Linked DNA regions of Homo sapiens: region 2 is linked to region 1. A link is a contact called in ENCODE Hi-C or POLR2A ChIA-PET data. All regions are on one chromosome and are shown on one strand. Each heading gives the region's core, a stretch centred on a gene start or an enhancer-like site at or near the end of the contact. The rest is flanking DNA. Distances are from core to core; before and after follow the strand shown. Region 1 overlaps XPO1 (exportin 1). Region 2 overlaps USP34 (ubiquitin specific peptidase 34).

The links. A loop is a pair of places that touch in the nucleus more often than their neighbours do. ChIA-PET counts read pairs that join two places held with the same protein, here RNA polymerase II (POLR2A). Pooled maps may share reads with other maps.
Region 2: a map with no recorded cell type shows a loop between it and region 1 (1.9-fold over the local background). The contact joins two enhancer-like sites. A Hi-C loop is called at or near these places in 1 of 168 maps with a recorded cell type or tissue (CD8-positive, alpha-beta T cell), 3 of 37 single-sample maps with no recorded cell type and 1 of 50 pooled maps. POLR2A ChIA-PET finds 5 or more read pairs at or near these places in 1 of 52 experiments (activated naive CD4-positive, alpha-beta T cell).

What each region holds. Positions count from the first base shown.
Region 1 is chr2:61,491,226-61,498,185 of GRCh38, forward strand. It overlaps XPO1 (exportin 1), which reads right to left. Exons shown (of 25, transcript NM_003400.4): 10 at 5,654-5,782; 11 at 4,230-4,388; 12 at 2,669-2,866; 13 at 1,690-1,828; 14 at 1,342-1,523; 15 at 1,100-1,256; 16 at 810-973. Among named protein-coding and RNA genes, the nearest start is that of USP34-DT, 24 kb to the left of the region's middle. Within about 2 kb of position 2,411, at least 2 of the 41 ENCODE cell types and tissues checked have a DNase peak (open chromatin) inside an H3K27ac peak, as active enhancers do; they include CD8-positive, alpha-beta T cell, where a contact is called at or near this core.
Region 2 is chr2:61,190,050-61,197,009 of GRCh38, forward strand. It overlaps USP34 (ubiquitin specific peptidase 34), which reads right to left. Exons shown (of 80, transcript NM_014709.4): 76 at 2,852-2,931; 77 at 469-609; 78 at 222-365. Among named protein-coding and RNA genes, the nearest start is that of C2orf74-AS1, 15 kb to the left of the region's middle. Within about 2 kb of position 4,167, at least 5 of the 41 ENCODE cell types and tissues checked have a DNase peak (open chromatin) inside an H3K27ac peak, as active enhancers do; they include CD8-positive, alpha-beta T cell, where a contact is called at or near this core.

The sequences.
Region 1 (6,960 bases), core at 1,161-3,660:
GCCGAGGCGGGCGGATCATGAGGTCAGGAGTTGGAGATGAGCCTGACCAACATGGAGAAACCCCGTCTCTACTAAAAATAAAAAAATTAGCTGGGCGTGGTGGCAAGCACCTGTTAATCATAGCCACTGAGGAAGAGAATCGTTTGACCCCAGGAGGCAAGGCTGCAGTGAGCCGAGATTGCGCCACTGCACTCCAGCATGGACGACAGAGTGAAACTCCATCTCAAAAAACAAACACACACACACACACACACACACACACACACACACACCCCAAAACAAAACAAAACAAAAAACACCTGATTTTGTTTGTTCGGAATAATTTTACATAGGACAACAGCCTAACAATCTTCTGGTCAAGAATCTGTCTCACTATGAAAATTTAACCAGGCTGGGCGTGGTGGCTCACACATATAAAATCATTTTGGGAGGCTGAGGCAAGCGTATCGCTTGAAGCTAGGAGTTCAAGACCAGCCTGGGCCACTTGGCAAAACCCCATCTCTACCAAGGGGGGGAAAAAGGTTAGCTGAGTGTGATGGCAGTGCATGCCTGTAGTCCCAGCTACCCACGAGGCCAAGGTGGGAGGATCACCTGAGCCTGGGAGTTCAAGGCTGCAGTGAGCCGTAATTGTGCCACTGCACTCAAGCCTGGGCAACAGAGTAAGACCCTGTCTCAAGGAAAAAAGAAAGAAAATTTAATCAGAAACACTTCTATTGGATCCAATAGTTGCCCTCCTATTTCCATTGATACATACAGATTGATACAAGTGTTACTTTCTAAAAATAACATATGCTCAGTGCTTAACATACCTGTTGAGGCTGAAGATCACAAATAATAGTGTTAATGTTGTTCAAAATTTCATCAATAAATGGCATCACTTCTCCAACCTGAACCTGAACGAAATGCCTGCGGCATTTTTGGGCTATTTTAATGAAAGTATCACAAGCCATATCCTGGACTCCATCATGGGTCTCTAACAAGACAAAAATATTCATTTATTTTGTCCTGGACTCCATCATGGGTCTCTAACAAGACAAAAACATTCATTTATTTTCTTCAATAAAAATAAAAGCAAAATATAGTAAAGAAAGAGATTTACCATGCATGAATTCGAACAGCTTGTTAACTACAGTCTTCAGAAATTTCCAGTGAGCTCTCAAAAAACGTGGGTATTGACCTACTATGTACATGATATTTGATGCAATAATAGCTTTATTATCTTTGCCTCTTTTCTGTTCACATAATCCTAATAGATCCTGTAAATAAGACAAATTTGTATTATTTATTGTAACAACATAATACTTATTTAGCAATTCTAATTCATACCTATCCCTTGCATACCTTTATAACAGTAACAAGAAATCGTTTTTCGTCCTCTTCATGCATTGCTCCACTAATGGAGCCTATTGCCCAACACAATGTATTCAAATTTTTCCATGACCACTCTGTACCATTCACTTGATTGTGAAGCTTCTCTGTCATTATTCTTTCTGTATCTACATAATCCAGATGAGTAAGATAAACTACAAAGAAAAACATGGTTTCAAATGCAAATAATGAGCAGAATTTTATTGATGAGTAACAATACATTTAGAAAATATTTAGAAACTACAAGTACATTTCCTAAAATGTATTTCCACCCCAGAATAGATTTATAAAGGTAAAGATTAACAGTATTTATTAACTTACCCAATGTTTCCCTCATATTCTTATACAAATTTATGGAATCTGTATCCTTCATGAATTCTCTCACAACTTCTCCTTGATCATTCTCTACAACCAATACTTCCTCTGGTTTAGCCATTCGACTAACCATTAATAAACGGACCTATACTCAACAATATATCAATCAAGAAAAAAATCGTTAGATCACTGAAATCATTAGTGTAGAAGCTTAGTTAAAAACAAACAAAACCAAAAAAACCACAAGCCAGCCATGTGTAGGGATTCATGCCTATAATTCCAACTATTCCGGAGGGCCGAGGCAAAAAGAACTGTTGTGGCCAGGAATTTGAGAGCAGCTTGAGCAACACAAAATGACACCCAATCTCTAAAACAATAAAAATACTGGGGCTTAAAGCACAACAGAAAAAACTATGTAAATATAAATGAAGTAAAACTAAAAAATTTAAAATTTGCTAGGCATGGTGGTGTGTGCCTGCAACCAATTACTTGGGAGGCTGACACAAGAGAATTGCTTTAGTCTAGGAGTTCAAGATTGTAGTGAGCTATGACCACGCCACTGCACTCCAACCTGAGCCACAGAGCAAGACCCTGTCTCCAAAAGAAAAAATTTTTTTTCACTGTAATTCTACAAAAATGGCTTTATAATTATTTAAGTGTGTTTTAATGTGATTTTTTTAACCAACTTCTGTTACAGGAGTTTCCTGTGTCTCATTCCTAGACTCTGGTTTAGTAGATTGGCAGGTGGCCAATGAATTTGCCTAACGAAATCACAACCAATGTTGATACTGAGAGAAGGACCACACTCTTGAGAATCAAGGTTCTAGACTCAACTCCTTTCATGTTCTAGTTTTCCACACTCATGGAGAAGTTGTTGGGTTCTCTTTTTATAGCTAATTTATTTACACAGATTAGAAGTATTTGGATTCAGACCTCAAAACCACAGTATGCAACAGGAAGAACACTCAACCAACCGCTCTGTTACCTTGAATAACATGGGCAAATATAGCTGTCTCCTGGGAGGAACATCAAAATGTTGACTTCCAGAAAGCAACGGAGAGGCAGATGTAGAGAATGGACTCTCTCTATAGAGTTCAGCAGCCAAATGATTCCAGTATTCAAGACAAATTTTAAAGATTTCAGTTTCTTCTACTTCAGATACCAACAACATATAATGAAGGGCCTACACAGAAGACCAAAACTGTTAAAATAATTCTTAAACATTACCAACTTCAAATTGCTTTTCACTTGTTACACCTTAAGGGAAAATAAAAATTCATGTTTTATTCATCACAACTCAGATTTCAATACTTATCAAATAGACAGCAAACTCTGGAGTAACTCTGCTTCTTCTGACATGCCCTAAAGCACTTCAAAAATCTCTCACATAGTAGTTGATCAATATGTATTTTTATCATGTCTCCTAATGGAACGACATTTATTTAAAAGGCCTTGGGTGCCAATAAGTGGTATCACAACCCAAATGTACCATCACAGAGGAGAGAACAAACAAAATACTGAATATTCATACAATGAGAATATTCTTCAGACATGATAAAAAGTGAGGTATTGATACAGGTTACAACATGGAAGAACATTGAAAACACAACACCAAATAAAAGAAACCAGACACAAAAGGTCACATGCATGATTCCCTTTATATGGTATAATCAGAATAGATATATCTACAGAGACAGAAACCAAAATAATGGTTGCCAGAAGTTGGGGAGAGAACAAAGGAGAAAGTGACTGTTTTAGGGGTAAAGGGTCACCTTCGGGTGATGAAAATGTTTTGGATCTAGGTATTAATGGTTGTATAACATTGTATATATACTAATATGCCACTGAATTGTGTGTGTGTGTGTATATATATATATACTTATGTTTATATATATATATACTTAAGTTTATATATATATATAAAGAGAGAGAGAGAGACATTTTCTTCCTTCAGACAGAGTCTTGCTCTGTCACTCAGGCTGGAGTGCAGTACTGTGATCTTGGCTCACTGCAACCTCAGCCTACTGGGCTAAAGCAATTCCTGTGCTTCAGCCTCCTGAGGAGCTGGGATTACAGTCATGTGACACCACGCACAGCTAATTTTTTTGTATTTTTAATAGAGACAGAGATTCACGATGTAGGCCAGGCTGGTCTCGAACTCCTGCCTCAAGTGATCCACCCACCTCCGCCTCCCAAAGTGCTGGGATTACACGATGAATTGTATATCTTTAAATGAACAAATGCATGTTATTTGAATTAAAACTGAAATTTTAAAATAAGGTCTTTGAAATTTTAACCTTAGAAATGATATAATAATTAGTAATTTAATTTTGATTATAAATTTTTAGTCCTAGCTTTATGGAGAACATAAAATCAGAAAACTGGGCTTATAACTGTAATTCAGAATTGAGAATATATATAATGTACTGATCAAATATTAAGTAATAAGAAATCTCAAAAGGTACATACATTTTAGAAAAAGGCACTTTTAAGAGTTATTAGTAGGCAGAGCAGAATTTTAGGAGCAAAAGCTCCACATATCTTACCTCCATAAGAGTTTCCCTGAGATTTAATCTTTTTTCTATAAGTTGATCATGTTCCTTAAGAAAGGTGCAGAGAAACAAACTGAGATTTTGAATGAAGTTCTGTTCATCATCTTTTCCATTTGAGTACGCAAGTCGAATATTGGTATTTAAAGGAAGCATCTGCAAATTTTAAAAGGGACGATCAGTTCGCATTTTATAAAACAACTAAAGACACTTAATATTTTATTATTATTTTTTTGAGACAAGGTATCACTCTGTCCAGGCTGGAGTGCAGTGGTATGACCAAAGCTCACTGCAGCCTCCACCTCCTAGGCCCAATCAGTCCTCCTCAGCCCCTCCCGAGTAGCTGGAACCACAGGTATGTGCCATCGCACTAAGCTTATTTTTAACATTTTTGTAGAGACGGTATCTTGTTATGTTGTCCAGGCTGGTCTCAAACTCCTGGCTCAAGCAATCCTCCCACCTTAGCCTCCCAAAGTGCTGGGATTAAAGGTCTGAGCTATTGCACTCAGCCAACACTATTATTTTTAAGCCCTAATATCCCAACACCCTTTTGCTAATATTAAACCACATACAGAACTCCTAGGTCCAGTATACCTATTCTTATATCTCTAGGACTTAGATTTTGACTCTTCTCAAATAAATTAAAGGCCGCTATCACAGCCTTTAAATTTTTCTAGTATTTCTCACTGACATTGAAAAATGTAAAAATAATCAATTCATTCATTCAGATCACAAACATACATAGTAATCTATCTTTCCTTGTTTTTTAAAAGAGACAGGGATTTACCCTGTCATCCAGGCTGGAGTGCAATAGTGTGACCATAGCTCATTTTAACTTTGTATTAATAGGCTCAAGCGATCCTATTGCCTCAGCCTCCAGAGTAGCTGGAACTACAGGTGTGCAACACCACAGCTAGCTATTTTTTAAATCTTTCGTAGGTATGGTCTGGTTATGTTGTCCTGGCTGGTCTCGAACTCCTGGCATCAACTGGTCCTCCCATTCTGGCCTCCCAAAGTTCTGGGATTACAGTATTAACCACCATGCCTGGCCATGAACACAGTATTATGAATAACCTTCTAGATCATTTAATAGATAACCAATCAAACTAGGGCTGAAAAGAATTCCTTCAGACACAATGTTAGGAACAAGTCCCAGGTTTCCCACTGTCTGGTCAGGTATCTCCCAAAAGACCAAGCTCCTAAAGTGTGCAGAAATAAATTACCACAACACACCCCAAACCTGAATTTTAAGAAATTTTTGGAAACATCATAAAAATTTGTAGCTTACTACAAATTTTATGTAATAAACAAAAGATTATGGCTTATCTTTGATACGTCGTTCTAAAATAACTCATTTGGAATTTGGTATTTTCTAAGGCACTAAAATTATTCAGCCAATTTTCAAGATAGTATTATATTACCTGCTTTAGTTGCATCATTGTCAGAGTAAATAGTGTTACAAATTGTTCTTCATATTGGCTTACACTCACACCAGCAATCTCAGTGAGGCACTTCAGAGAGACATTTCGAAACATTGGAACATTCAGGAACTATTTAAAAGGGGGGAGGGAACCATAAAATTAATTGGCCTGATACACACTTTACTTAAAATTCACAATTAAAAGGAAAAAGGCTTTAACAATTAAATATAGGGGTAGATGTCAAAAACAGGCCAAGTGAATGAACATATTTTATCATGCAGATATACTGAGAGGGAATTTTATTGCCTACCTAGTATACAGTAAATGCTTTAGGAGCAAACTTTTTTTGTTTTTTTGAGACAGAGTCTCGCTCGCCCAGGCTGAAATGCAGGGGCTTGATCTCGGCTCACTGCAACCTCACCTCTTGGATTCAAGCGATTCTCCTGCCTCAGCCTCTCAAATAGCTGGGACTACACATGCATGCCACCACGCCCGGCTAATTTTTGTATTTTTAGTAGAGACAGGGTTTTGCCACGTTGGGCCAGGCTGGTCTCGATCTCCTGACCTCGTGATCCGCTCACCTCGACCTCCCAAAGTGCTGGGATTACAGGCGTGAGCCACAGCGCCCGGCCTAAACTGCTTTCTTTTGATGTGTCCTAAAATAACAAGGCTCCTTAACAACTTTCCTAGAATCTGTGATATGACTTTTAGGAATGTTATACTTTCTGTGTAATTACACAGGACCTAAAACTTGTGATTGCTTAGAATTTTGGGAAATGGTCAATGTATCTAAGAGTAATAAGAATATGGGAAAATTGGCTTATATATTCTATTGTTGAGAAGATAAACAGTTATCGTCTGGGGTTGGAAATCAGGGGGCATTAAAACCTTAAAATTAAACATACCTAATAATCTGGTGATTAAACATTAAAATATTTAAATAAATTAATGTTTGGACAATTGCATAATATCTTATGTCTGAGAATGTTCTCTGTAGGACTGTTGACAATAGAAAGGTTTTTACATAATTAAGCAATAAACTGATCATTCAAATACTATAAATCCATATTATCTTACCAAACTAAACTACGAAGTTGAAGAGGTCAAGTTATAATGTTCCAATTAGATACTTAATTTATTCATTATATCAGTCAAGAAAACATCTGAAAATATAATACAACCAACTGGTAACAGTGATTATCTCTGGATAAACCACTGTAGAACTTTACTTATTTTGAGACAGGGTCTCGCTCTGTTGCCCAGGCTGGAGTGCAGTGGCACGATCTTGGCTCACTGCACCTTCTGCC
Region 2 (6,960 bases), core at 2,917-5,416, 300 kb before region 1:
CAGCATTTAATGATACCAGCTTGTAGCTTCCAAGGTGATAGAGTGTGCTGTGTACATACAAGGCATAGTAAACGTGTATTTAAAACTTGTTTTTTTGTCGCACATGGCTTAAGAGTTTGAATCAGTAAGTTAAAGTTACGAGAGTAAAATCATATGAAGGCCACACAGTTAACTGAAGGACAGTTTAAAAGTGTGTGCCGCCGCCTCTGCATAGTTCTTACCCCATTTAAAGAAGCACTTGCTTTGGAAATTTCAACTCGGTTGGAGAAATCAGACTGTAGGTTCTGATACTGGCTTATCAAGTTTGTAATAAGAGTGCTGATCAAATTGGCACAGTTTGCTTCAGAAAACACTTGACTTTGAACCTGAAAAAGAAGATTTAAAAAAATCTCCAAAAGACCAGCATAATGAAACCACAAGCATTAACTAATTAGAAATGACACACTGAGTTTCCAAAGTACTACGTACCTTTAGAAGGAAATGTGTCATGAACGTGTAGACAATGTTGTTGTTTAAAAAAGTTCTTTCATCCATTAGGATACATTTAATATATTCTGCGAAAACAGGATCTTCACACAAAAGCTTGATGCAGTTTTTTGACATAGCAGACTAAAGTGGGGAGAAGATGGTTGAGCACTTACGGTTGAGCACGGAAAAAACTTACACGGAAAAAACTTACACAGAAAAAACATACACTTGTGTATGATGGAATCTGAAGCCACTGAAAATCCTACTTGAAAAGCCATGTCTAACTCACCTATTGAATTTTTAGTTAACAGCAACTATTTTTCATACAGTAAAATGTTACTAATTTAGATTAAGGGAGTGCTGGGGGAAGACACTGATGCCGAAACTGAACAAATGTTTTAAAAGAAATGCAGGTTTATTATCCAGCACTGAGAGAGTTAACAAGGACTGGAAAAATAAGGCTAACAAAGAATAGGATGTGAATGTTTTCAAGGGCCAAATTAATGTATTTATAGGTAACCAGAGCATATGTTGCAAAAAGACACATTTTAAGAATCAAAATCAATTCTCCAAAATGTTTTAAACTTTACTGTATATTCTCGCTAGCAACAGTAATTCTGTAAATACCTTTTCCCCCCATAAACACTGCAAGGGTAAACAATAAATCTTCTTTCCTAATTATCTCACACAGAATCAGTGGTCTCAATATATGGAAATTTTACTAAAATTTGGTTTTCCTGTTTTCAAATAGTCATGGCTCTTAAACACAAGTAGTATGTCTTTAAGCAGATACACTCCATAGATTTAAATGTGCATTTTAATAATTTATATGGAAAAAAGCAATATATTTTTTAAATAGGACAAAATTTAGATTATATATATATATATATGCATATGTGTATATCTTATTAAAGTATGCAGCTGTCATAAGTAAATTACTCAAGGTCAGTCAAGAAATTAGGATTCAAGTAGGACCAAGACCCAGGTCTTGAGATCCTTAACACTAGGAAAAACCTGCCTTGGTCTACCAGTCACAGCCTGTGCCTCTGCCTCTGTTTCTTGCTCAGGATGGCTGCTTCTATAGCACTGGAAGCTTTGGAGGCCTTATATGGTTAGGCTTTGTTTTAAGGGAAATTTGGGGGCACAGTGAGTTCTGTCTGTGAAAGAAGTCAAGCGAAGGGAGTCCTGCGATGCAGAAGTAGAGAAAGCAATAGGGAGCAATAGGTAGTGGGAGAGTACAGAAACCAAGAAACTACCCAAATCAGGAAGAATGAAAAAGAACAGCAGTAGCAGTGGAGAGGGAAAACGAGATCTCCAATTGACTGAACAGAACACTCAGCTCAAAAATCAACTGATAAAAGTCATTTTCTGAATGCCTACTGTATGCTAAGTCAAGTGAGCTAAGATCAGTGTATACTAGCCTCTGAAAGATTTCTACTGTAGAGAACAACGTGGCATTTCTTCAGGGGATGGAGATGACTCTGATAAGGTCTCTACACTTGAGTTCTGTTTTGGAAAAGTAGAGAAACCACCAGTAGAGTACAGGATGGCAAACATCTAGGAGAATCCAGAGCACACTACAGCCTGGTAGGAGGCTGAACCAGACTCAAAATACTTCAGGAAAGCATGATGTGGGTCAAGGGTTGCACCTAAGGAAGGTGAATAAATTCATCTCTTCCAATGGGGTAGAGCAGATGCAACCAGGCAGTACAATCAACAGTTTTTTCAGGGACTGAAAGGTAGTGGGGATCCTTTATGCCTGATCCAAGGAATGAGCCAAACATTAGTACCTCCTCCTCTTCCCAATTCTGCCTTTGTAACTTAACAAGCATTATTTATGCAGCCACTTAATTTTAAGGAGTTGGCTCTTAGACACTTAAGGTAGGAACAGTAATCTTTCCTGTTTTCAAGGAGATCGCTGTAAGAAAACAAGTGCATCAGACCCCTGAAAAACTACAGATTATGAAAAGCTAAAGGACAGACTGCTGACAGGGTTTCTGCTAGAGGTTTTGGAATGGTGGAAAAGAGGTAGAGACAGGGAGGTGAAGGAGAGGAAGAAGTGGCAAGTGCCTTTTCCCCCACTATCTCCCTGTTTTGGATTTTCCCCACAACTGTTGATATACATCTATAAATGAGAAATTCAATTATAACCAGCTTATTTAAAATATCCTCTATGATAGAAATCTACTTAAGTTAAAAAAATCAAAGGGAAACTAGATGCCTAATATGTAATAGCTAGTATTTTCATTCATTCATATGTTACCTATCAAGATTCTAAAATGTCCCCACTTTTCAGCAAGTCTTCAACCCACTGTTCCTAAAATTATTGACCACTTGGTCAGATAAGATTAAAGACCAATCATCTAAAACTCATTTTCTTTACCTGAGTCTGGCATAGCTCAGTCCAAAGTTTGGGGAACAGTGCAAGATGAAGTGGCAAACCTTCATAGGCAACTAGGACACCTAATATTTGAAAAGAAATCAGAATAGGTTATAATTATAAATTATACTAGTGAGATACTCAACTCTGCAGGTACAATATTACAGCTATTTCTAGTCATAACTGCATATTTTCTATATTTTAAAGTACATAAAGGGGAAAAATTCATTCCAATGTTTAGTGAAATATCTTAGAATGTGGTACTTTGAATTTATTTATATCCTATACCTCATTCCTGAAGGATATGGGACTTAAATCAACTCTTCTTTTTTGAGTATTAGAACTTTATCTGGGAAAAGAAAAAGTTACTGCAAGTGGCTCCAAATCTTTCTTGGATTAAGGTACCACTCTGCCTATTAGATAATTTTCATAGGGTGGCTAGACTGCAGGAGGGAGGAGGGGAAAGGTAAAAAAAAAAAAAAAAAAAAAAAAGTGGAGAATTAAACATATCTTTCCTCTTTTACCTTCTTTCTTCAAAGATAGAATGACCTTTGTGGTACATTTAAGTAAATGCGGCCCTTAACACCAGTTTCTTGGCTTGTTCCCAGGATCTTCTGAGTGGACCGCATCTGGCACTATGTCAGAGAGTGCTATTTGGAACCTCTATGAATTTACTTCTCCACTTCTTGACTATTCCAGATGTAAAATATGTCACTAAGATGTGTGCCCCTATCCTCTGTCATCCTATCTCTGAAAGTACAGAAGCTTCATTACCACAGTCCTAAATGAATTTCCCATCTTCCACATCCCCTAGGGTCCCCAGGGCAAGTATAATCATGGAGAAGAAGAAATATAACACAGACCATCCTCTTCCAGTTAAGAAAAGACTGAGTTAGACAAGGAGTCAGCAAACTTGTTCTGGGAAGGGCCAAATAGTGTTTGAGGCTTTGTGGCCATGCTCTGTTAACACAGCTCAACCCTGCTGAGGCAGTGTGAAGGCAGCCTTAGACAAGAGTAAGGAAATGGGTGTGGCTGTCTTTCAGTAAAACTTTACAAACACTGAAATGGGAATCTCATAATTTTCATGTCAGAAAATATTCTATATTAAAAAAAAATTTAAAAATATGAAAACTATTCTTAGCTAGCAGGTAGCCATGGTTATACAAAAACAGGCAGCATGTGGGTTGTAATTTGCCAAACCGTGGGTTAGACCAAGGACTTGAGAACATCCTACACAGGCAAGTCAGGTCACTCACTCAGAACTTACCAAGGATGCCTAGGATCCCTTCCACAGGTAAGCCAATTTATTTTCCTGTCAAGATGAGTCCCTTTAGACACAAGAGGCAAGGAAATGCTACTTCCCCTTTATCCTAACCTAATCTGGTTGGTGTTTGGCAGCATATACCCACCACGGTATCACCACACACATAGGTAAACAAGGACATGTCATCACATCTGTGGCTATAGGGAAGAGAGTTCCTACGTTCCCATGTTCCTGTATCCTAATTACTCATCAAAGTAGAGGAAGGGTTAGCAAACTATGGCCCTCAGGCCAAATCTGACCCATGGCCTGTTTTTATATGGACTTGTGAGCTAAGAATGGCTTTTTCTTTGAGACAGACAGTGTCTTCACTCTGTTGCCCAGGTTGGAGTGCAGTGGCGTGATCACAGATCAGGGGCAGCCTTGAACCGCTGTGCTCAAGTGATCCTTACACCTTAGCCTCCGTAGTAGCTAAGACTGCAGGCTGGGACAATTTTCTTAAAAAAATATTTTGGGGCCAGGCGCAGTGGCTCATGCCTGTAATCCCAACACTTTGGGAGGCCAAGGTGGGCGGATCACCTGAGGTCAGGAATTCGCAACCAGCCTGACCAACATGGAGAAACCGTCTCTAGTAAAAATACAAAACTAGCAGGGCGTGGTGGCACATCCCTGTAATCCCAGCTACTTGGGAGGCTGACGCAGGAGAATTGCTTGAACGCGGCAGGCGGAGGTTGCGGTGAGCCGAGATCGTGCCATTGCACTCCAGCCTGGACAACAAGAGTGAAACTCTGTCAAAAAAAAAAAAAAAAAAAGTTTTGGGCCAGGTATGGTGACTCACGCTGGTAATCCCGGCACTTTGGGAGGCCGAGGCAGGAGAATAATGAAACCCCGTCTCTACTAAAAATACAAAAATTGGCTGGGTGTGGTGGCACACACCTGTAATCCCAGCTATTCAGGAGGCTGAGGCAGGAGAACTGCTTGAACCCGTAAGGCAGAGGTTGCAGTAAGCCAAGATTATGCAACTGCACTCCAGTCTGGGTGACAGAGCAAACTCTCTCAAAAAGTTTTGTAGAAATGGGGTCTTGCCATGTTGCCCAGGCTGGTCTCAAACTCCTGGCATAATTCATCCTCTTGCATTGGCCTTTGAAAGTGCTGGGAGTACAGGCATGAGCCATCATATCCGGCTGGCTTTTACATTTTTAAAGGTTAAAAAAAAAAAAAAAAAATCAGCCAGGCTGGGCATAGTGGCTCATGCCTGTAACCCCAGCACTTTGGGAGGCCAAGGCAGGCAGATCATGAGGTCAGGAGTTCGAGACCAGCCTGACCAACATGGTGAAACCCCGTTTCTACTAAAAATACAAAAATTAGCCAGGCGTGGTGGCACGCACCTGTAATCCCAGCTACTCAGGAGGCTGAGGCAGGAGAATCACTTGAACCCAGGAGGCAGAAGTTGCAATGAGACGAGATTGTGCCACTGCACTCCAGCCTGGGTGACAGAGCCAGACTCTGTCTCAAACAAAACAAAAAAACCATTAGCCAAACAAAAAACAGTATGTTACAGAGACCTTGTGGCCTGTGGAGTCTAAAATATATAGTGTCCCCTCTTTGCAAAAAGAGTCTGCTAACCCACTAACCTCTGAACTAGAGGCTGCTCTGACATTAACCCTCTTATGGGCAAGCAGACTGTATACTACAATTTCTCTAGTCATTTCTCCCCTACTATCCCCCCAAAGTAAAATAATCTTCAATTTTTTTTTCTTTTTTTGAGACAAGGTCTGGCTCTTATCACCCACGCTGGAGGACAGTGGCACGATCTCAGCTCACTGCAACCTCCGCCTCCTGGGCTCAAGCCGTTCTCCCAGCTCAGTCTCCTGAGTAGCTGGGACTACAGGTATGCACCACCATGCACGATTTTTTTTTTTTTTTTTTTTTTTTTTTTTGAGACGGAGTCTCGCTTTGTCGCACAGGCTGGAGTGCAGTGGCGCGATCTCGGCTCACTGCAGCCTCCACCTCCCGGGTTCATGCCATTCTCCTGCCCCAGCATCCCAAGTAGCTGGGACTACAGGTGCCCGCCACCATGCCTGGCTAATTTTTTTTTTTTTTTTGTATTTTTAGTAGAGACGGGGTTTCACTGTGTTAGCCAGGATAGTCTCGATCTCCTGACCTCGTGATCCACCCACCTTGACCTCCCAAAGTGCTGGGATTACAGGCGTGAGCCACCGCGCCCGGCCAATTTCTGTATTTTTTGTAGAGACGAGATTTCACCAAGTTGCCCAAGCTGATCTCCCATTCGTGAGCTCAAGTGATCCGCCTGCCTTGGCCTCCCAAAGTGCTAGGATTATGGGCATGAGCCATGGCACCCAGCCCTAAACAATTTTTTTTTTTTCCTTTCTAGACAGTCTCACTCTGTTGCCCAAAGCATGTTGCAGTGGCATCGTCTTGGCTCACTGCAGCCTCGACTTTCCCAGGCTCAGATGATTCTCCCACCTCAGCCTCTCGAGTAGCTGGGACTACTGGTGTGTGCTTCCAATGCCCAGCTGATTTTTCTATTTTTTGTAGAGACAGGGTTCTGCCGTGTTGCCCAGTCTGGTCTTGAGCTCCTGGGCTCAAGTGATCCAGCTGCCTCGGTTTTACGGAGTGCTGGGATTACAGGTGTGAGTCATCACATCCAGCTAAATATAAAGCAATCTCTATATCTATTTTCCACAACTACCAAGAAGCCAGCACTACCACGACAAACAAAAAAATACCATAGAGGCCTTTTATGATCTCTAATCACTTTGAAGTGGTATTCTGTTATAAGTATCTCTATTTTACAAGTAAAGATGGAAATAGGCCAGGCGTGGTGGCT